3 separate regions of the Homo sapiens genome follow, and regions 2 and 3 are each linked to region 1. The links are chromatin loops, found by intact Hi-C in ENCODE. Cell type or tissue: dorsolateral prefrontal cortex. All regions are shown on one strand.

Region 1 (8,000 bases):
TGTTTTTTGTTAGACAGCTGTTGAGCTTCAGTTAAGAAGATGGCAGTGTTGACTGCCAAGCTCTTTTTATGTCAGACTAGAAGCCAAAAGTTGACCTGAATTTTCACCACAATAAGACTAGGTGAGAACATAGGACAGGTAATTAGGATCTAGAAGAAAAAGCAATGATACCAGAATCCACAATCAATCATCAAAATATCAAAGTAACCAAGAAAAGTTTAAATGAGTAGAGAGATGGGCAGAAATAGAGCAGAGAGAAGAAACAGGGGAGAGTTGTTTGAAAATCTAAACCTTTAGCTCGCTGCTTTGTGAAATGCAGTCTGAGGAAGCAATGATTTTGAGAGACGAGTCAGACTCAGTAAAAATATTTGAAATTTCTTGACTTAAAAACATTGCTATGGCTGGATATGGTGGCTCACGCCTATAAATCCCAGCACTTTGGGAGGTCAAGGTGGGTGGATCACCTGAGGTGAGGAGTTCAAGACCAGCCTGATCAACATGGAGAAACTCCGTCTCTACTAAAAATAACATAAAATTAGCCAGGCGTGGTGGCACATGCCTGTAATCCCAGCTGTTTGGGAGGCTGAGACAGGAGAATCGCTTGAACCTAAGAGGCAGAGGTTGCGGTGAGCCAAGATCACACCATGGCCCTCCAGTGTAGGCAACAAGAGCGAAACTCTGTCTCAAAAAAAAAAAAAATTGCTGCTTTGTGGGTTGAGAGAGATGGCTTTAATTAAAAAGGACAATTGAGTAAACAAAGAGGGTCTGAGGTGGCAGTAAACCTGCCCTCACCACAGCTGAAATCATGTCATGAGACAGATGAGGTCTAGTTACGGGACTAAGGTGTAACCTGTACCTCGAAAATCTCTTCTGTCCTCCTGATCTCCTTTTCTATATGTATAAAAATGAGGATTTGACTAGATGAACTATCAGATCACTCTAAACTGAAATTCTAAGAGTCTATGAAAGGCAGATAGGCAGTGGAAATATTGATCTATCATCAGTCAAGGTCAAGAGTGAATTAGAAAGACCCCAAAGTGAAACCTACAAGGCAAATATTGCAAAACCCATAACATGTAATCCCACATAAACCTGGGCTGTCAGAAGCAAGGCATAACATGTATTTGGTTGGTGCAAAAGTAATTGCGGTTTTTGCCATTGAAAATAATACCAAAAACCGCAATTATTTTTACACCAAGCTAATAGAATTACCCAGCCACTTGAAGAGAATCAAAGAGGCAACCACAGCCAGAGACCAGGATCTGCTGAGGCTTAGAGCAGTCCCTTAGATCAAGAATGGTGAGAAGCATGCTCTTTTTTAAAGAAATTTTTCTTTATTTTTTTAAACTTTTATTTTAGGTTCAGGGGTACCTGTGCAGGTTTGTCATATAGACAAACTCATGTCACAGAGTTTTGTTGTACAGCTATTTCATCACCCAAATACTAAGCCTAGTACCCAACAGTTATTTTTCCTGATCCTCTCCTTCCTCCCTCCGTCCACCCTCAGGTAGGCCCCAGCGTGTGTTGTTCCCCTCTTTGTGTCCATGTGTTCTCACCATTTAGCTTCCACTTACAAGTGAGAACATGCGGTATTTGGTTTTCTGTTCCTCCATTACATTGCTAAGAAAAATGGCCTCCAGCTCCATCCATGTCCCTGCAAAGGACAGGATTTTGTGAAAAAATTCCCTTTGGCATTCCTAGAACAGCCACATTAGGAAAGGAGAGATGTCCTCTGGAGGGACCCCGGCTAGGAATGCAAAGGCTAGTGGGAAGCAGACCCCAAAACAGCAAATAAAATAGCTGCTTATTACATAGAAGGTAAAGAGCAAGGAACACTGGGGGTGGATAAATAGAAAAGGAAAAAGGAGACAGAGATGGAAGATTGATTTGTTGTTCTGATATTTGGTGAGAAGAACCACATCCAGTCCTTCCCAGAGGACATGGGAATACTTAGATTGGGTTGAAAGCAAATTATATAGGTGGCTGTCACCAAAAAGCACACTGAGGGATGCCAAGTGATTGACCATCAGAATTGGAGTAGATCTTATATCACAGCAAAGTTTGTGGTGGCACAGAGCAATTCTTCAATGGCCAGTTGCTCTGATTTCATTTACTTTACGCTGTAATTATATTGGAAAGCATGAAAACATTTTGAATACAAGTTTTATTTACTCACATGATTACTTTTCAAAACATTCATTCTATGGCACATAACGGCCGATTAGTAGCTACAAATGAAATCCAATTAAACGACCAGTGAGAAAAGATGGAGGAAAAGGCAAAACATCTGTGAAGTGCTTATGTGCCACACTGTGTGTTGGCTACTGATATTTGAACTTATTTGATCAGCACGCCACCCGTTAAGAGAGGTGTGATTATTACCACAGGTCTGAAGACCATGCCAACGTATGTGAAAAAAATTTTGATAAAATTATGATGTAATATTAATTTGAAATAGAACAGAAAACTGAGCGATGATACAAACATATTTGTTTTACCTAGTGGATAATTTTAAACTAAGAAACGAATAGCCAATGTGCTAGGATGACAAGACTGAATAGATTGTTTTCTCTATTTTAAAATATCTACAAAACACAATTATCAACAAAGACTTGAAAATTCAATAAAAGTAAAATAAATATACCAGGAGGAAAGTGCTATACATATATTATATTATATTATATTATATTCAACCCATCTTTCAAAGAGTTAAAAGTGCATAAGGAAACGCTAAGTTTGAGTTCGAATCATAAACTTGACTTGAACTCTGTTGTCAATTGCCAGGGAAAGCATTCCAGACTCTAAGAACTGTTTGAAATTTTTTTTCCTTCAGAGCATCAAGAAAATGCTAGAGGGCTTACAGGGCTCCTGGCATGTAAATTGTAGCCATCAGGAGAAAACCCCACTGTACTACAATGTGACACTTTCCAAGTCTTTATCCTATGGTCCCTTAAAATGCTGCTATACAGAGATGGTAAAAAAGAAATACAGAACTCTTCTGGTTTGAAATCAGCCAAGTGGTGCGGAGGAAGAAGAAGCACTTTGCCAAAACCCCACGGTTAAAAGTAATAAAGGGAGAAGTTTCTGTCAGTATCTAGAAGAGTTTTGTAAACAATTAGCTGCAAGACATCAGAGGCTCCAAAAGGAAAGATTTCTTTTCAGTACCACGTTTGGCAAGTGATCAGTAACATATTTCATTTCTGGTTTAATAAGGTTATTAACAGTTTATTTTTAAAAAGAGTGAAATAATGTTTTCTGTGAAGGTTTGCCGATAAGCATTAGTGCAGTAAAGAATTGTGTGCCTTTTTATGAACGGACTGCACAGTAGAATAAAACACTATCTACATGAGCTTTCACACAGCAGAGCAATTAATTAACTTATCTCCGTGAACACCGTTCTTGCTGAAACTTATTAAAAGTCTGATTCATCAGCAGAGCCCCAGGCAATCATCAATTGCCTCATAATAATACAAAAGACAAATAAGCGATGGTTATGTTCTCATTTAATATCTTAAGAAGATCCTCTTTGCCCTCTGTCTTTGTTTGAAAATATCTCTATTAAGAGTTTGAAAAAAAAAAAAACCCTCCTACTTGACATGAAATACGTTATGACCGGGAACTGTAGGAGTAAATTACAGAGCCTCCAGGATACCAGATTAAGAGGAGAAGCTGGACTTTCTCAAAGACACACAAATCATTCAACATGTAGCACAACAGGGCATACAGTGTGTTATCGATGCCGAGTTCCAAGCACCATTGTTAATACAGACCAGAAGAGGAATTGTTCATTAAATAATACAAGGGGGAGGGGAGGGGCCGCTCAGACTTCTGCATTAAATAAGCCAGCAGAGGGACGCTTGTTTCAAAAGTATTAGACAGCTTAATAGTTACTAGTCCGCTTAGAGTTTTGGTTTAAATTTAACTCCCAAATATCAATCTAACGACTTCTAAGCAGAAACTGTAGTTTATGAACCCTTTAAAAAAAAAAAAAAAAGTTTAGTATAGTTGGCAATATCAATAGCGCCCTCTACAGGAAGTTTTAAACCCACAACTGGTTTTCTTGAATTTGAAGACAAAGGCTAAGTAAGGTGAACACCATCTGAGGACAAGATTAAATTGAAGAAAAATTTGGAATGTCCATGAGGTCTCCATTTTACATGGAGATTTGGGAATTTGGAACAAAGCAAAATAAAACCACAGCCAGTAGCCCTGGATTAGTGTGCGTGTGTGTGTGTTTGTGCACGTAGTTGTTGTTGGTTTGTTAACACTGGGTCATTTGAGAGAGGTCAATTGAAATTCCTAATCCATCTTATTTTCTTTATGTTGAAATCTCAAAATTAGTTTTCTCTAGTCTCAGATTTGCTAGTTGCAATATTATACAGCATTACTCAGATCTTTTTAAGATGCAAATAGTGTTCACTGTTTTCAGAATGCATACATAACTAATGTGCAGATTTTTCAAATTATTTCCCCAATATTCAGTAAATAATGAACGTGAGGCTTTTGCATGTGAGAAAGCTCTGACGCTGTTGATAAACTATGCCTGTATGAATCCTAAAGAGATGGCTGTTTAATTACTACAAATAGTTCCTCTCCATGATTAGTGGTTCGGCTTCAAACTTAGAAACCAGGATGTGCTTGAAGAAATAGTTACAACTAAATTTTCTACACATGTCACCACAGCCTTGAAAGTCAGAGATGCAGTCTTCTTATCTCACAGCTGTAATATATCAAATGACCTTGTGACAATGATTTAATCTCATCTTATTTTAGCAAGTTATCATAATTTGGGAGAAATTTACTACTGATTTCAGAGATACCTCAAGAGTTATTAGGACTGATACAACAAATGCCAGCTCTAAGAGTTGAGGCATTATGCGTGATTGAGAAAGAAGTAAGCAAGGAGTTCAGAGGCTCAGTTTTGGTTTTCTACTATTGCTGTGTCTTGTTAGAGTCAACTAATTTTTTTGCGCCTTAGTTTCTTCATCAGAAAAATGATGAAAAGCTTCTGTCTGGAGAAATACTTGGAACTAGGTACCTAGAAATGCTGGATGAAATATACTAAACAACCATTTAATTGTTGAGCTCATAAGAAAGGAAGGGTAAACAAATAGTTGAGCTCATTACGGGCTGGAAAGCAGGTGTTAGCTGAATCTATGGCTGCCCTGTAGGCATCTGCCAATCTTGATAACCAAGAGGTTTGGATTTTAATGGCCACACTGAGGCCTAAGCAAGATGGGGAATTGAACCGAGACCTTACATAAAACCAAAATAATGAAGGGTGCAACTTCCACAGAAACCACATAAAGAGAACGAGGAAATCTTCTCAGCCTGGGCTCTGGGTCAGAATATTACATATTCTCTGAAAATTCATAACCACAGGCTTGTCCCTCAAAGGTCTGGCATTAAATTGATACTACCTGTGCAATTCAGAAAACCTTAGGCCAACAAATTAATCTAATGTGGACTCAGATGGGTAGTGACCTGCAGGGCCTGGCAGAAGTAGATGTAGATTCTCTCTTAGGAACTCACCCTCAACTCAGGTCTTGCAGGATTCCTCCAGATACAGCTGAATAGGAACTTAAAATCCAAAAGTACAAAGTACATGAGGAAATAGGCTCCATGATTGAGAGTCAGCAAAAACAACAGCTGAATTAGACCCTCAAGAATTTGAAATATTGAAATGGATGATGCAGAATAAAATAACCAAGTGTAAAATGTTAGTGAAATAATACGAATATGAAATAAAAACCTGAGAAAGTAATAAGGTACTCTCAAAACACCACATATTTTTTTCTTTCTTTTTCTCTTTTTTGAAAACATTTTAAGTTCAGGGGTCCATGTGCAGGATGTGCAGGTTTATTACATGGGTTTATTACATGACACCATGTGTGTCATGGTGGTTTGCTGCACAGATCATTCCATGACCTAGGTATTAAGCCCAGCATCCACTAGCTCTTCTTCCTGATGCTCTCCCTCCTCCCCCTCCACCCTCTGACAGGCCCCAGCGTGTGTTGCTCTTTCACATGTGTCCATGTGTTCTCATCAAACTAAAGAGCTTCTGCACAGCAAAAGAAACTATCATCAGAACGAACAGACAACCTACAGAATGGAAGAAAATTTTTGCAATCTGTCCATCTGACAAAGGTCTGATATCCAACATTTACAAGGAACTTAGACAAATTTACAAGAAAAAAAAACAAACAACCCCATTAAAAAGTGGGCAAAGGACATGAACAAATACTTCTCAAAAGACATACATTCAACCAACAAACACATGAAAAAAAGCTCAACATCACTGATCATTAGAGAAATGCAAATCAAAACCCCAATGAGATACCATCTCACACCAGTTAGAATGGCTATTAATAAAAAGTCAAAAAACTACAGAAGCTGGCAAGGTTATGGAGAAAAAGGAATGCTTTTACACTGATGGTAGGAGTGTATATTAGTTCAACCATTGTGGAAGACAGTGTGGCAATTCCTCAAAGACCTAGAGGTAGAAATACCATTTGACCCAGCAATCCCATTACTGTGTATATACCCAAAGGAATATAAATCATTCTATTATAAAGATACATGCATGTGTATATTCACTGCAGCACTATTCACAATAGTAAAGACATGTAATCAACCTAAATTTCCATCAATAATAGACTGGATAAAGAAAATATGGTATATACACACCATGGAATACTATGCAGCCATAAAAAGAAACAAGATCATCTCCTTTGCAGGGACATGGGTGGAGCTGGAGGCCATTGTCCTCAGCAAACTAATGCAGGAACAGAGAGATATTTTAAAAACTAAAAATTAAATTTAAAAGCACAGGGTAACAATACATTAGTCAAAACTAAAGAAAGAATTGGGAAACTGGAAGATAACACTCAAGAAATTAACCAAAACAGAAGCAAGGGAAACAAAGTAATGGTAACTGCAAAGAATACTTAAGAGAAATGGAGAATAGAATCACAAATTGATAAATGTCCACTTGGAGTTTAAGAAGATGGTTTTAGAGAAATGCCAGTAAAAATGGCATAGAATTTTTGAGAATAGATGAAAGATAATACTTTTCAAGTTCAGAAAGCACAAGTCCTGAGGAGTATAAATAATAAGAAATTCACACCTACACCCATCAACGAAGCTGCAAAACACCAGACATAAAGACAATATTGAAAGCACCTAGAGGAAAAGGCAGATTATCTATAAAATAAGGATAGTTAAACCAGCAGCAGATTTCTCAACAGCGGCAACAAAAGCCAGACTGTAATGACATGAAGTCTACAAAATGTGTAAAGGAACGATCATCATAGAATTTTACATAGAGAAAATGTATTAGGGTAAAATACATTTTACACAAACTAAAACTGAGTCCATTTACTGCCAGAAGCCACTCAATTAAAGAAATTTGAAGGATGTACTTCAGAAAGAAGGATAATGATTCTAGAAGGAAGGTCTGAGATGTCAGAAAGGAAAATAGACAAAGAAAATGCGAATAAGTAGGTGAATCCAAAGAAACATTGATACTATAAAACAACAATATTAATGTCTAAATTGGGAATGTGAAAAAAGGTTGCCCCAAATTAGTGGGCAACAATATTATGTAAGATGGGAGGAAAGTGATTAGACTGGCAGATACATAAGTCTATTTATATACATATATAAATCAGATAAGATGGAGCCATTCTGATGGAAGTGCAGGCCAGAGACCATGATTCCTACCAGCGGGGTTCACTCCCAGGCTGTGACCTTGAAGCCACAGCACTCTAAAAAATGATCTAGAAACTCGTGTGACTGCATTATATCTGAGAAACCATGTGGTGCTAACATTCTATGTCTGTTATTTTGTTTTAGTAATAATTTATATTTTTATTCTAAAAACCAATTATAAAAAAAACTCATACCATTTTACCTCTTTTTTCATTCTCATATACATACTTTTTTTTTTTTGAGACAGGGTCTCTTTCTGTCACACAGGCTGGAGTGTAGTGGTGTGATCA
Region 2 (8,000 bases), 540 kb before region 1:
CTGATCATTAGGGAAATGCAAATCAAAACTACAATGAGATACCATGGTGATTGTTCAAAAGTCAAGAAACAATAGATGCTGGCAAGGCTGTGGAGAAATAGGAATGCTTTTACACTGTTGGTGGGAGTGTAAATTAGTACAACCATTGTGGAAGAAGGTGTTGCCATTCCTCAAGGATCTAGAACCAGAAGTACCATTTGACCCAGCAATCCCATTTCTTGGTATATACCCAAAGGAATATAGATCATTCTACTAGAAAGACACATGCACACGTATGTTTATTGCAGCACTATTTACAATAACAAAGACTTGGAACCAACCCAAATGCCCATCAATGATAGACTGGATAAAGAAAATGTGGTACATATACACCATGGAATACTATGCAGCCATAAAGAGGAATGAGATCATGTCCTTTGCAAGGACATGGATGAAGCTGGAAGCCATCATCCTCAGCAAACTAACACAGGAACAGAAAACCAAACACCACATATTCTCACTCATAAGTGGGAGTTGAACAATGAGAACACATGGACACAGGGAGGGGAACATCACACACTGGGGCCTGTCGGGGGATAGGGGGATGAAGGGAGGGAGAACATTAGGACAAACAGCTAATGCATCCGGGCTTAAAACCTAGATGGTGCGCTGATAGGTGCAGCAAACCACCATGGTCCATGTATACCTATGTAACAAACCTACACATTGTGCACGTTTATCCTGGAACTTAAGGTAAAATAAAATAAACTAAAATAAAAAAGGTTTAGTTTTCATTCATGTGAAATCCAATGCAAGTCAGATGACTTTCCAGGGCAGCTTTTCTTGGGGACAGATGGCAATGCCTAAATCCATGCTCACTCCATTGTATAATGCCACCATCTCAAAATGTGACCTCCAGGGCCACTGATGCAGAGGAAGAATGACTGGAGGGCTGTGCACCTGCTCGTCAATGCCTTAGACCAGAGGTTATATAGGTTTCCACCCCATTTCATTGGTGAAGACCAGTCACATGACCCTCCCCCTAAGTGCAAAGGGGCTGGAAGTGGAGGTGCACACCAGGGGTATTTGCTGAGCACAATTGCCTTACCCAGAGATGGGAAATGAAGACTGATGTTACCACTTGCTGTGCAGAAAAGATGGTCATAAAGAGATGTATTGAGAACAATGTGTTAAATTCTAGGTAGATATTTTTATCTGCTAAACATTCTTGGCTTTCAGCCTCAGGTGTATTTAGTTTGTCCAAAAGATGTTGATAGGAGAGAGAGAGAGAGAGAGAGAGATTAAGACATATTACCACCAGAGACTTTCTCCCTGAAGAAATCAGCAATGTTGGCCAGACACGGTGGCTCATGCCTGTAATCCCAGCAGTTTGGGAGGCCGAGGTGGGCAGATAACCTGAGGTCAGGAGTTCAAGACCAGCCTGGCCAACATGGTGAAACCCCATCTCTACTAAAGATACAAAAATTAGCCAGGCGTGGTGGCGGGCACCTGTAATCCTAGCTACTCGGGGGGCTGAGGCAGGAGAATCACTTGAACCCGGGAGGCAGAGGTTGCAGTGAGCCGAGATTGCGCCACTGCATTCCAGCCTGGGCAACAAAAGTAAAACTCCGTCTAAAAAAAAAAAAAAAAAGAAAGAAATCAGAAATGTTGAAGGATCACTGGGTAAGGAATAACTTTCTCATTACATGATTCAATGTTGTTTTATACCTTGTCCATGTCCTATCTAAAATCAATCTCTTTCCACCTAAAATCATCTCAGCCATGGTCCACATGCCACGCTCTGGGAAAATGCTGCCCTACTGGGCCTGCGCCCGTGACTTGCAATCTGCTTCCTGTGGTGGTGACTGTGGTGTCACCATCCAAAGCAGTAGCAAACATTTATGAAGACTGACTGTGCACCTGGCACTGTGCCTGGGCTACTGAGGACAGAGTTGACAACAAATGTCCTGCCTTTAAGATTTCATAGAATGGTCGGGCGCGGTGGCTCACACCTGTAACCCCAGCACTTTGGGAGGCTGAGGTGCGTGGATCACCTGAGGTCAGGAGTTCGAGACCGGCCTGACCAACATGGAGAAACCCTATTTCTACTAAAAATACAAAAAATTAGCCAGGCATGGTGGCACATGCCTGTAATCCCAGCTACTAGGGAGGCTGAGGCAGGAGAATTGCTTGAACCTGGGAGGCAGAGGTTTGCAGTGAGCTGAGATAGTGTCATTGCACTCCAGCCTGGGCAACAAGAACGAAACTCCATCTCAAAAAAAAAAATTTCATAGAATGAGAAGAAAAATAAACTTGTAGTTACAACACAGTGTAAGAAACACATCTACGTAACTATAAGGTGCTAATGGGGTGAGTATCTGAGGAGTGACCCTTGAAGGGCAGCAGATTTTTTGAGAAAAATTCTGTAATAACATAGTTGTGTAGTGTTCACTCTTTGATGTTATTTCCTCTAAATTTTTCCTTCAGTGGTATTAGTGGTATTCTATTCAAGGTGAAGTCCAGTCTACTGGTAGAAGAATTAAAAACCCAGCTAGTATTTTCTAGGTACTTTGAATTGAGTGTCCCTTGAGGCATCAAATATTCTCAGAGGGCAAATGATAAGCCACACCACACCATTGCAGGATATGGGGAAGCGGATTGCAAGTCACAGAGAAGGTTAATAACAGTGTCAGATCAGTACCGTGGTTATTGATTGAAGCAACTCAATGTAGGCCAAAAGGAGTGAGCTGTGGTGTTGACTGGCAGGTTCTGGTCCTGCTTCCCTACTGTGCACCATTGACTCTGTGCTCGAGTTGCCTTCTTAGTAAAATTACAGGACTGGGCCAGATGTGGCTCCTGCACTATGGATGTTCTCAGATGCAAAAGAAGCTCTCTTCCTCAAGCCCCCTACCTGTAGATGAATGACCTTGGAATCCTGGCATTGTAAGTTTAGCTTCAGCCATCCCATCAGTTGTTATTCTGGTGCATTTAGGTTGGATTTTTAGGTGTTGGGGGAAATAGTATGAATCTCATCACCATCGTTTTCATTTATTTATATCTTATTTAGTACTACTATGTGCCAGGCACTGTTCCAAGTACTTTTCCAATATTAATTAATTTAATCTGTACAATGATGGGTACTGTTATCACACCCATTTTAGAGGGGGGACAACTGAGGTTCAAGGAGGTTAAATAACTCGCTCAAGATCAGCTGTCTAGGGAGGGGCAAAACAGGATTCAGTTTCAGGCAGGCTGGGTCTTGAATTTGTGATCATCACCCTGTACTGTCTCTGGACAGAATAATTGAATAATAATAAGACAAAGATGAAGTATGCAGTAATGACCCATTAAAATAAGATTTTTTAAAAAAAATTAAATGTGATAAGACAAGGACAGATGTGGCACATGCCTTTGGGCTAAGTCCTTTAGAAGGGAAACAAAGAATGAATCATGTACTATGGGAGAAAGAGAAGACAATGCCTACGCCCTTATGGGCCTACCAGGCTTTCTACCTGTGAGCTCATTTGCTCCTTACAAGACCCCAGGAGGTAGGTGTCATTATCATCACCATTTTACAGAGGAGGCTGAAAGACTTGTTTAAGATCACACAACTAGTAAGTGGAGGAAGCCAGGTCCCTGACTAAAGTGCCCAGAGGCTCCCTTAAGGGTGGGCTGGGGAATCCACATCAGAAGGCTCTGCCAGTCCGGGTCCTAGTGGGCAGATGCCTTGCAGTAAATGGGTCTCTGTGCTGCAGGAATCTGAAAGACCAGCTTACCTGCGGCAACACATTTCAATCACATGGAGCAGGTCTACTTAGGGGAAAGATGCACAATGCATAGGAGATGCCTGTCAACACTGAGAAGAGCTGAAGTGCTGAGGACTGAACCACACCCTCACTGGATGGAAATGCATCTACAAGCTGTGCACTCATGTTTGACCCTGGTCAAACCTTGGCACTATGAACATCTGCAGGGGATGATTCTTTGTTATTAGAGGTTGTCCTATGCATTGTAAGATGTTGAGTGACATCCCTGGCCTCTACCCACTAGGTGCTAGTATCTATGTAGTATCTATGTTCACCCCATCCCCCAAGCTGTGACAAACACAAATCTCTCCAGACAAGGCCAAATGTTCCTTGGGAGGCAAACTCCCCTCCTCCCCTCCCGGCCCCCGGTTGAGAACCACTACTTTGATCTTATACTCTGGGCTTATGAACGGTGAAAGCTTCCAGAAACTACCCTGTTCTGATGTCGAGGAGTTCAATATTCCCTAAAACTCCTCCCAACTCTCAGAAACTAAGAGAGAGAGAGAAAAAAATGATGGGTTAGCTTCTGCAGTGCAGATACTTTGCCATTCAGTTAAGTGTGTATATTTGAGGGGGTGTATGGATATGGAGAACAGGGATTGGAAAGCCTACTCACCACACTTCTTCACAATACCTCTATTTCATTCTATCTGTATGCTTATTATTTCAGCTCTTCTCATGTGCGATCAAATTCTTATTTTGCAGCATATTGCCCTCTAGCGGTCACTTCTCTTTGTAGCACACGGAAGAGAGGCACCAATACAAATCGCTTTTTAAGAATGAAACCCAGGAGGGAACTGGCTGGGGGAAGTGGACGTGGTTCCACGAGCCGGGTAACTTCTGGCTTCGCGGATTGTGAGCAGCCGGTTTCTCCTCCGAGCCGCGCCTTTTTCCTTCCCAAGCCCCACCCTTCCTCCTGCGAGCCCTCTCCTCCACGTTCCAGCACCCAGTGGCACTTTGCTTCTCCCGCCGGGATACCGGACCTCTTCTTTGCAGAGAGAATTCAAAGCTACTTCCATGTTAAACAGAAAGAGCATCCTGTGGGTAGAAATATCCGACGAGGAGCGTTTTCCGAATGCCCGGAAGGGAGTTGCTACGTGAAAAATAGACATGATGCGCTGAAAAAAATATAGATGATTTGTTGTTGCTCTTGGTTCTCAGCCGGACCTCAAAAACAACCCCAGGATTTTTTTCCTCCAAAGTGGAGCCAGCTACTTTGCAAGTGCTCCCCTTCTTTCTCCTTGCCCATCCCCAGACCATTTAGTTAACCTCAGTGGGACAGGAACCGTCCTACAAATGCATGTGTTTGTCGTCTTAAGAGCTTTGGTAAGCCTACTTAAATTTCAGACAGCTAGAGACTGTCACAGTGGCTTTCTTCTGTCGATAGGTGACATTGTGTAATTAATAACCCTATAAAGCCTTTGAGGATAGCTTTTTCTTTTAAAAATGGAAGCCCAGAGAATTAAGACAAAGAAAGCTACTCTGTGGAGTTAAACGTCATCTTCAAGGAGGAAATTTTTAAAAGTACCTCTACATCTACACGTGGGCTTCAATTATATGTCTCCAAGGTACAGCACCCAGACGTCAAACCACTCAAGCCTGGATGGTGAATTTATGATAGAGGTTGACTTCTTTGTAGAATAAGTTTTCTGTTTCCACAAAATAAAATTGTATTTAGGGGTATAAGCGCCAGAATTTCTTTTAGCAATTAATCAAAATGAATGACCAAAAAGTTTAATTCTAGACTAGAGCTATTAAATTACTTCCGAGCTATGAATGCAGTTTTGATTTTAGGCCATATCAATCCAGGAAAACACAGAACAATGAGCCTGGAGGGTCAGATACTGTGAAGAGCAAATTTGCAGAAGGCTTTTGGGTCGGCAACAGTTGGGTTTCCTTAAGATTTATAGGCTTCATAGGATAGACACACACTTCTTTATTTCTGCTCTGTATGAACACTCAGCAGATGAAGTTCCACTAACCGCTTTCCCCTGCCCCCACATTTAAAAAGCTTTCTCCTTCTCTTTTCTTTTCTATCTCTGTGAATGGCTTAAACAGCAGCCTGTGTTTTAGAACCATAAAGCGTGCATAAACGTTTCATAAAAAGAAATAGAAAAAATGGAAATCTCCAGTGTGAATATGTGTTTATAAGATTATTTAACCCCTTTTACTTTATCACCTTACTTGCTCTGACCCTGAGACCCTAGAATGACGTGGGCCTGAACCCGAATCCTCGGGTGATCAATACTACCTAAAAACAAAGGTGATGTCTATGGAGGGGCGCAAAACAAGGTTTCCCATAGGAGGACTTGCCAGTCTGATCAGTATAACTAGTGAACCCAGATAGTGTGGGTCCAGGAAGTTGGTATGACGCCAAGCTCCCCACCCTCAGAGGGCTCTGGTGTTCCCCGCTGAGGACTCGCATCCCGTTTATAGCTCTGTAGATGTAAGCAGCCAAGATGATTTGGGGGAATTTCTGTGTGACAAAGGAGACAAGAGGCTGTGGAAACCTTCCGTAACAAGTGGTTGAATTGTTTAAGGGATTTTCAAAACCCTCTAACTGGAGAAGCAGGATGAAGGCGAAAGAATACATGACTGATCATTGCTGGCTAACGTAATCAGGTGATTTGTGTTAACAATATGCCACAAAATCCCAGGAACAAAGTCTAGGTCCTGTCTTTAGCCATGTCGTGTCCACGGCAATGTGGACCTTTTATCTGATTATTGGATGGTCCACTGAAGCCATCTTTAGGAATTTAGAACCTTCATAAGAGAAGACGAGATTCAGTCTATGTGGAAGGGTGTTTTTTTTTTTTTAAAGAGGCGCTTGTAATGGTGGTGACTTTCCTTCCTTAACATTAAATGAATTACTAACTCTACATATAATCTTGTGCATTTCTGTCCTTCTTCCCTTCCTTCTTCCCTTCCTTCTTCCTCCCCTCCCTCTCCTTTTGCAGGAAAACTATATTTCAGGACTATGCCCAGCAATGATGGCTTCAAGATCACAATAAATTGTTTAGCTTTTTAGGGGATGAGAGGCAAAATGTTTAAGCACTGGAAAAAGGCACAGGCAGGGGAGATCCTGATTTTGTGAAGCCCAAAGCTCATATGATTTCTTTTAAAAAGAATATACAATTACAAATACAAAATTAGGCAGGAAAGTGAACATTTCTTTAGAATGAAAAATGATATCACAAAAAATTATTGGAGACTTGTAAGTTTAGATCCTTTTTCTCATGAAGATCTCTTTAGGCAATTTACCAAAAATGGCTGATTAGAAATGCTTTCTGATTGCAACCCAGCTTCCTCTCTTCTGGAAAACTCGATGACTCCTCACAGAACTCACAGAGGCCTGTGAGGAAGAAGGGCCTCAGGCTTCAGCTTCACTCGCTTCTCAGGAGTTTGCGTCTGGTCTCAGGTGCCACCTATTTAGAGTGGCCAGCAGCTGATAGTGGTTTATAAACATACAGGTAGGTCCTGGCCATCATAGCGTCAGGGTCCGGGAAGCAAGCAGGGCGGCTCATGGACGAGGAGAGCAGTTTGGGTGTGCAAGACAAGGTCTGGATTCAAGTCCTGCTCAGTACTTACCAGGTGGGTAAACTTGAGGTACTTTACTTCCTTCTTGGAACCTCTTTTTTTTTTTTAATCTTTTCTGTAGAACAAAGGTAATTAAAAGAGATCGGGTTGGGTGCGGTGGCTTACTCCTGTAATCCCAGCACTTTGGGAGGCCAAGGCAGGGGGGATCACTTGAGTCCAGGAGCTCAAGACTAGCCTGGGCAACATGGTGAGACCCTGTATCTACAAAAAAAAACAAAAACCAAAAACCAAAAAACAAAACAAAAAACCCACAAAAATTAGCCGGTAGTCCCAGCTACTAGGGAGACTGACATGGGAGGATTGCTTGAGCCTGGGAGGTAGAGGTTGCAGTGAGCCAAAACCGTGCCACTGCACTCTAGCCTGGGCAACAGAGCAAGAACCTATCTCAATAAATAAATAAATAAGAAATCACGTATATAAAGCACACAGCAAAGCATAGGATAAACACGCAATAAGCCTTTATCTGAGAGTGAAATGTATTTTAAAGTTTGATACTGAAAGTTATGTGTGTGTCTCTTTGCATTTGTCTCATCCCTTCCCTTCCCTTCACTGTTGACTACAAGAGACATTGGAAATCATTGAAAAATCCATTCCCTAGTTAATGTTCCCCGGCTTGCC
Region 3 (8,000 bases), 230 kb before region 1:
TGGGTAGATCAGGATATTTCATATAAATTATATAAACTGTGAACAATTTGGCAAGGCAGGCATCATTGCTTCTATTTCACAGATAAGAAATAGAAGCAGCCTCACACCATAACAATAGCCTCTGCTTATTGGACTAAGTCACATACAGATTTTTATTTACTGAACACTCAGTACAACAGCCACTGTCATGAAAATAATTTCTAATGAATGCCCTGAGGTTTGTCTAAGGCTGAAGATAAGCTGAAAAGAAGAGGATATGGCCAGAGGAGGTCCAGGGGTGCGGGGTAGAGGGGGCCCTTAGAAAGTGTGAAGTGAAGAACTTCATGCTATCCCACCAATCTGTGAATGACTATAACTGCATGGCGAAAACCCTTTTTTGCATTTCAAGAGGCAGGTCATGGGAGCTACAACTGGTCATTTAAATGAATTTTACTTATTTCTGAGCCAAGGCCTTTCAGGGTCTTGGTATTCAAATTTAAGCCAGAAGATTAATTCAGCCCAGTGTTTTGCAACCGTGACCTCATGTAAAAAAAATACTGATGCCTGGGCTCCACCCCAGAAGAAATGATTCAAACCTTCTGGGGATGGGCCCAAGTACTGGTATTTGTTTTAAAGCTCCCAAGTGAGAGCAACAGGTAGCCAGGGCTGAGCCACTCTTTCAAACGAACGGTTCAAGTATTATTGTATCTAATGAAAGGAATCAAGGTCCCAAGTTGCCTTGAAAATTCGAGGTGATCTTAAATTTTTCTCTATCAAATGCTGGGCTATCAGAAACTCCAAGCTGACAATACCAAGGCAACTGTGATAGACATTTTGGAACAGATGCCCAGCAGCCACGGTAGAAGACAGGGAAAAAAAAGATTATATGAACCACCATCTTAATTATGGAAAACCAGACACCCTGGCAGAAGGCCAGGGGCGTAGCAGAATGGATGGGGTGGAGGACAGGAGAAATTTTAGGAAATTAGAAATTTTAATAACTTTGTCTGTCAAGGGCTGCAAGTGGATGTCGACTTGTTTCTAACTCATTGCAAGCATTGAGAGCAAAAACAGATGAGAAAAAAAACCCCTGTATCACATCCTGGCTGCTTTTTATTTCTCCAGCCTAGGAACAGAAAAGAAATTGAAGCCGTCCTGGGGCCCCTTTCCCCAAATCTGATGAAGGGCCCCCGGTAGGCTCCCTTTCTGAACACCAGGGGGAGTAAGACATAGTTTGCCTTGTTCACCATGCCTTTCCATGGAGCATGAGAAAGAACAAGTTCTTGCTTCTTGTTTAGATCCCTTCTTGAATAGCTCTTCCTTCTCTCCCTGGCTAAAGAGGACGATCTATTTGCACTCGTTTAAAAGAGTAAGTAAATGCTCTTTAGAAGCAATAAAATCGATTCTGTTCCATCACCCCAGGGTTTGAAGTGGCAACAGAGGGGAGGGGTTAAGAGAGCAGATCCTGGTGCCAGACTTCCTGGGTTTGAATCCCAGAAACAGCACTTAGTAGCTCCTTAGCTACGGGCAGGTTACTTAACCTCTCAGGTCTTGGTTTTTCTGTTTGTAAAATGGGGATAGTCATAATAACACACCTCATGGGATTGTTGTGAGGATGGGTGGGTTAACACACATAAAACTTGGAACAAGCCTGGGCATATAGCCAGCAGTCAATGAGTATTAGTGCTATTTTCCAAGAGACTACCAGGAAATTTTCAATTCAAATTTGAACTCTTCCACACTTCAATCATTCTAAATATTTTATATTAACAATCATACAACTCAAATCACAGGAATGGTAAAGCCAGTGGAGCATTTGACAAGAAGCAATCTTTTAAGGTAGAAATAAATGACTTATGTAGTGATCTCTACTTGATACAGAAAACAATGAATTATACTACCTTAATGTGAATAATACATACGTTAAATATAAAATGACACACCCAAATAGAATGACCTCATAAATGAATGTACTCCAATGAAGAAAGGCAACAATCTGTTAGGATATCATTATCGTAAACTTTTCCCAGAGGGTGTAAGAAATTAGTTGAAGAAAAGCATATGGTACCTAATGACAACTTAGATACCTTTTTAAAAGACTCTTACAGTAGTTATTTCACTAAAATGCATGTACTATTATAATTTCAGAAAATTGTTCTTATTGAAATAGATGATCCTCTATGATATTATGTCATTTTAACAAAATGAGTGGCCAATAAGGAAGACCTGTGTTGATTTACTCCTCTTAAAGTCTGATAGCACATTTTCCATGGATGGAGGCCATGGAATAAACATTGCTGTATCAAACATTCCTGACAATGAGGGAGAACTCTGCTTGCATGTTTTTTCATCCTAGCACACATAACTTTTTTCCCCTGTGGATCTTCAGCAAGGCAACGCAGTTGCCTTGGCTGTATGGAATTCAGCAAACAGAAATGCATGACCAGTGACCACACACTTGCATCTGGATGAGGTTTTGGCGGACTGTGCTTTGGGATTTTAACTCCAGCCACTAACAAGGACCCTCTTCTTTTTGACTATATAAGTCAACTCTGAGAACATGGGGTAGAATGCCTTTTTTTTGGAGTTCCTTCCATGTCTCCTGTGCACTGAGAATGCAGATAGGAGAGAACAACTCTCTTGTCCTTTGCACTTCCCGTAGTTGGAGGTACCAAAGTCTGGCAAGAAATCAGAATGATGGAGGAAAGAGCCATCTTAAAGGGTAGAATGAAACATCCTTTGTTCGTCCTATCAGCATGTGTGGGTAGAGGATAAAGCTGTCTGATGGAGTGGCACAGAGGTCAAAAGCAGGGCCTGGGCCTGGCTTGAATCCAACTCCACAGGTACTAGCCCTGTAACTTGAATTCAGTTGCTTAACTTCCCTAAGCCTCATTTCCTCATCTGTAGAACGGGGTTAATAATAGTTTCTGCCTTATAATGTAGCCATGGGAATTACATGAAATGCTGCTTATGAAATCTTTTATCTTACTCTGTATTTTTAAATCCTCACCAAAAAAAAAAAAAAAAAATCCAACATGGTGGATACTACTGTACCAATTTTGCTGATGGGAAACTGAGGCTCAGAGATATTATATAACTGGCCCAGAGTCATCCAGGCACGTCAGTGTAGGAAACTGGGCATGAACCTAGGATTGCCTGGCTCTGAAGCTGATGCTCCAAGCACTCACTGACCCATATCACAAAGTGAGCACTAGGAGCTGTCAGACCATCTGGGCCAGCCTTTCCTTTTATAGGGAAGAGTTACAATTAACAGAAGTTCAGCGAGTAAACTCAGGGTAGGAGGCAGGCATAAGAAATCAGTTCTTCAAGATTGTTTTTTTTTTTTTTTTTCACGTCTGTTGGCGGAACAAGGAAAAACGAAGTACAATTTGAGAAAAATGTTCAACTTAGACACCAAAGTAACAAGAGGATTTACTGGGGTGAGGCAGAAGTGGAGGCTTAAAGAAGGAGCCAGATAGACCCTCTTTTTGTACACAGCCTGTTAATCTTTAAAAATGTTGGCTACCTATGGTATGAAATTCAACTTTTTTAAATTGCAAACAAACTTGGGATTTCCACACGCATTATTACTTATTAATCATTCATTAAGCATCTGTTATCAAATAGGTCTTAGCCAAACCAAAGGGCAATTAACTTTTTCAAGAGTAAACAGAAAATGAGTTCACAAATTCCCAACTGTTCTTCCCTGCTTCTGACATAGATAGGCTCAAGTATACGCACTCAAAAACTTGGAAGAGAACATTAAAATGAAATAGTAAACGCTTGATTCTTCTTTGGCTTTAGAATTCACGCAAATTAGACGTGCAGAGTCTAAAGGATTTCCTTATTTAATTGGCCTCAATATTTCATTTGCACTTACTTATTGGTCTGTGTATTTCAGAGTGCTTTATCTATTTGTAACGGCTTCAGACTATCTGGTTTAGGTTGAATACCTGTAGAGGGCAGCATGTCATATTTATTTAAGGGATGAATCCAGAATCTCTGCTAAAGGTGATAATGGAGGAAGTTGTCATCACCACCATCATCATCACCATCATCATTGTTCTTATCATATCCCTGGGTTTTGATCTTAGAGAAAATCTCTGTTACAAAGTGGCAAAGTAGACTATACAATCTCCCCCCATCTTTATGAACGTTAATATTCTGCATAGTTTTCTGATGCATTATTTTATTCAAAATCAAAAAGATTCTCTTACTTGCATACCACAAAACTCCTCTGCTATGTATGATGTTGGCATAAAATTCTGTCATTCTGCTGTTAAATAATTCAAAACCATTTAACATGACATGAAGAGACTTATCATTAAGCCACGGGCAGGGGAATCAAATGGAAAGAAAGTTCCTCACTGAGATATGTTTTCACTCAAATTAGTCTGTGGTCAGACACAAACACTCCCTGTAGAATCTGTTTCTTTAAGATTCTAAAAATAAATCTTGATCTGTAAGTGACTTTGCTGTAATACATACAGTGAGTCAGATCAAGGAGTAAGAGCCATTTATAGAATATGAACTAAACTCTGGCCTGAGACAACCATTTAACCCTCGCAAACAGAGAAGCGGCATTTCAGATCATGCAGTTTGATCTATAAAGCTATTTTGACATATAAAGACTCTTTTTTATGATGACTCTGGCTAAAAATATTAGAATATGCCTAGAGGCAATCACAAGGACAAAACTTTTGGTAACAGGAAGATTAGCTTGACTGTACATGGTACATCTATGTGTGCATGCTCAGAACGTATTCTAGGTATGCCTGTATTCCTATGGGCTGGACGCAGTGATAAGTTGCCATTCCATGCATCCTCCTATAAAGAAGTAGATGGGGACAGGTGCAGTGGCTCATGCCTGTAATTCCAGCACTTTGGGAGGCTGAGGCAGCTGGATCACCTGAGGTCAGGAGTTCAAGACCAGCCTGGTCAACATGGTGAAACCCTGTCTCTACTAAAACTACAAAAATTAGCCGGGCATGGTGGTGGGTGCCTGTAATCCCAGCTACTCTGGAGGCTGAGGCAGGTGAATCCCTTGAACCCGGGAGACGGGGGTTGCAGTGAGCTGAGATTGCACCAGTGCACTCCAAGACTCTGTCTCAAAAAGAAAAAAACCAGAAGAAGGTGGGAGTATTTTTAAAATTATTATTATTTTCAAAAATAGAGATGGGGGTCTCACTATGTTACCCAGGCTGGTCTTGAAACCATGGGCTGAAGTGATCCTTTTGCCTCGGCCTCCCAAAGTTCTAGGATTACAGGCATGAGCCACCACACCCAGCTGGTGGGAATATTTTAACTTGCATTCCATGGTGATTTAGAATGGCTTGTGTGCCCATAAATAAGTCATTGAACATCTCTGAGCCTCAGTTTCTTCATCTCTAAAACAGTAATAAATATAATCTGTACCTCAAGAGGTTGATGTAAGGATTAAACAAGATAAAGCATATAAAGTACTCAGTACACAGAACACAATTTTAAGAAATGTCAGCTAATATTCTGTTCTTCTCAGCCCTGGCAGTTATAGAATGGTGTAATTTTCTTTTTGTTCTTTCTACGCCTTTGCATGTCCCTTCATTTCTAGAGCATGTCTTCATAGTCTTGTAAATAGCTGCCTTATAGAGGGCATGTCTGGTGGCTACAGGTGGGTAAGGGTTTTCTTTCTCCTTCTGCATGGCTGATGTAATGAACATCTCTAAGGGGATATATGATTGAAGGGTGTGGGGAGTGTGTGTGTGTGTGTGTGTGTGTGTGTGTGTGTGAGAGAGAGAGAGAGAGAATGTGTGTATATGTGTAAGAATTCACATTGCGGAAAGAGAAATGTGCCACCCTCCTCACCAAGTTTCGCTCACAGGAAAACACGTTAATTGTTGAGTAGTCACATTGTGTGCACACTATCTCAAACCTGGCACACTGCAAAGAGCTGCTTTACAAGAAATATGACTTCATATCACAGTGTTAATCATTGACCTCCACCCTGGTAATAAGATCTTTTTTGGCCTTGTACAAGTAGAATCCACCTGAGACTTCCTCATCATCTATTCGCTAACAAATTGGCAGAAGTATTAGGAAATTTCACCTTGGCGTTTGGGTGAGTCTTTTCCATCAACATAGTTTATTTGGATTACAGGCTCTTCCTCAATTAAAACAATAAATCAGCCATTTTCATTTTCTTTTCACCTCTGGATATATGTTGTCCTTAATACTTTAAGTTGCAGTCAGAATGCTTGCTTGGTATGACGACATCATCCTGTCTTTCAGGTGTAGTTTCAGGGTCACACAGAACACTTGTGTCCGGAAGGTTGACTTCACAGCGCACCACAGACACATTCTGCTACTCAGGGGAGTGAGATCATGGGCTGGCATAAATTTATCACTCTTTTAAATGAACGGGGTTGAATTCTATCTACTAACCTTGATCAGGAGGCTAGTGATACTGGCTGTGTAAAACAAAACAAGACAAAATAAACAAGGGAAAACCACAGCGCATGTGGCCACTTTGTTCAGAAGGTGACACCACTGAATTTAGTCTGTGAAGGTCTTGTCACATGAAAGCCTAGAAATAGCTATGACCTAAACATGAGAGTAGAAGACAATCCGGTTAGAAATGAATGAACACATTCCATTGTGCTTGTATAGTGTTTAAAATCTATTTTGGGGCAAAAGGGGTATTGTAAATACTTTCCCTTGTTCATAACTATCATAACCCAAACTTTCTGGCTCTCAACATTTTCCAGTGACCCTGCATGCCTATAATTTTTTACACACCACCTGACCTGGCAAGAATTATGCTACCAGAGATGTGGATGCCCTGTGACCCCCACCCCCCAACCCCGAATCCCCAAGGCCAGCCAAGACTAGATTGGACCTTATGACTGATTCTAATCTGGATGTCTCAAGGGGCTGTCCTCGTCTCACTGCACAATTCCAAGGCCACTTGGTTCTGATGGCCCTTGGGAGATGCTGCCATATTAGGCCTGTGGAAATGGCCACATCATTCTAAAATTATTTTGGAAGTAGAGATTTAACATAACTTTTTGGATTAGCATTCAATTCCAAATTTGGGGCTGGGATTTAGGTAAAATTAATTTTAGGGACTTCTTATTGGGTTTGCGAAATGTTAATTCCAGCAAGTATTCCTTTATTCTTTAATACCGACTGGATCACAGACTGTGTCTTTTTTCCATTTGATTCTCTCTTTGGTAACAGTATTTCTAGGAAGACTTGGCTATCTGTATAGACAACTCCTGACTCTGAAGTGGTTGACTAGATAGGCTTATTACTGAATTCAGGTCAATTCGTGGCCGCCTCCTCTTTGACCGTAGCGGCTCTGGATGTCAATGAGAGGGTTAAAATGGGGCGAGCCTGAGGCCAGTTATGGAAAAGAGGAGGGAATAGGCATTTCCTGGATATACAGTTCCTAGTATCTCCACGAGGCCAAATATAATTTGTATCTAGAAACTTACCTTCTGCCTACCTTCACTACCTGAGAGAATTCCCTCCAGAGATAACGATGATCTTTTATTAGGCACCAGAGCGTGAAGATCTGGAGATGCTGAGACACAGCCTTAGAGGGTGTGCTTTCACAGGGAAAAGAAGCTCTATGATTCTTTAATCACAGAATTCCCTTTTAGCACTGTTCACTGAGACACTAGGTATGAGTGGCACCCCCCTCTTCCAAATGGATTTAGTTATAGAAGAAATAAAAGGACTTCCATATGGAAGAAATTAAAGGACCAGCCTGGGTAACATAGTGAGACCCTGCCTCTTTAAAAATAATAATAATAAAACAAGAACAAAGTGAAATAAATTCTAAAAAGTTTGGTTTGTTCTGAGTTTTTCTAGAAGAATCTATGAGACGACTGCAAAAATTGTTTCCCTTATCTATACAGATTAAATATATCCCCAGTTAAAATTGTACCGTTTTAAAAATTATTATTTTGAGAAGCTTCACTTCATCAAGTCTATTTTATTAAAATGATGCCCAAATTCTGCAGAGGCTTAGAAACCCATCA

Evidence for each region. Hi-C counts contacts between places; a loop is a spot of excess contacts. Peaks named below come from ENCODE experiments on the same cell type or tissue, not always from the same donor. Only the 100,000 strongest peaks of a DNase experiment are listed, where the experiment ranks them.
Region 2: it touches region 1 in a loop (2.5-fold over the local background); 11 of 110 quality-filtered maps call a loop at or near these places.
Region 3: it touches region 1 in a loop (4-fold over the local background); 71 of 110 quality-filtered maps call a loop at or near these places.

The regions. Positions count from the first base shown.
Region 1 is chr7:28,385,627-28,393,626 of GRCh38, reverse strand. It overlaps a transcript of CREB5 not described here. Among named protein-coding and RNA genes, the nearest start is that of CREB5, 23 kb to the left of the region's middle. In dorsolateral prefrontal cortex, CTCF peaks have their summits at 3,828 and 4,031 (motif pointing left); no DNase peak of the experiment used is centred here; H3K4me3 peaks cover 1,106 bases; H3K27ac peaks cover 943 bases; H3K27me3 peaks cover 669 bases.
Region 2 is chr7:28,923,710-28,931,709 of GRCh38, reverse strand. No RefSeq gene overlaps it. Among named protein-coding and RNA genes, the nearest start is that of TRIL, 31 kb to the left of the region's middle. In dorsolateral prefrontal cortex, CTCF peaks have their summits at 4,307 and 4,507 (motif pointing left); a DNase peak (open chromatin) is centred at 4,599; H3K4me3 peaks cover 915 bases; H3K27ac peaks cover 489 bases.
Region 3 is chr7:28,620,007-28,628,006 of GRCh38, reverse strand. All of the region lies in intron 5 of CREB5 (cAMP responsive element binding protein 5), which reads right to left. Among named protein-coding and RNA genes, the nearest start is that of CREB5, 210 kb to the right of the region's middle. In dorsolateral prefrontal cortex, CTCF peaks have their summits at 978, 1,179 (motif pointing right), 3,737 and 3,939 (motif pointing right); no DNase peak of the experiment used is centred here.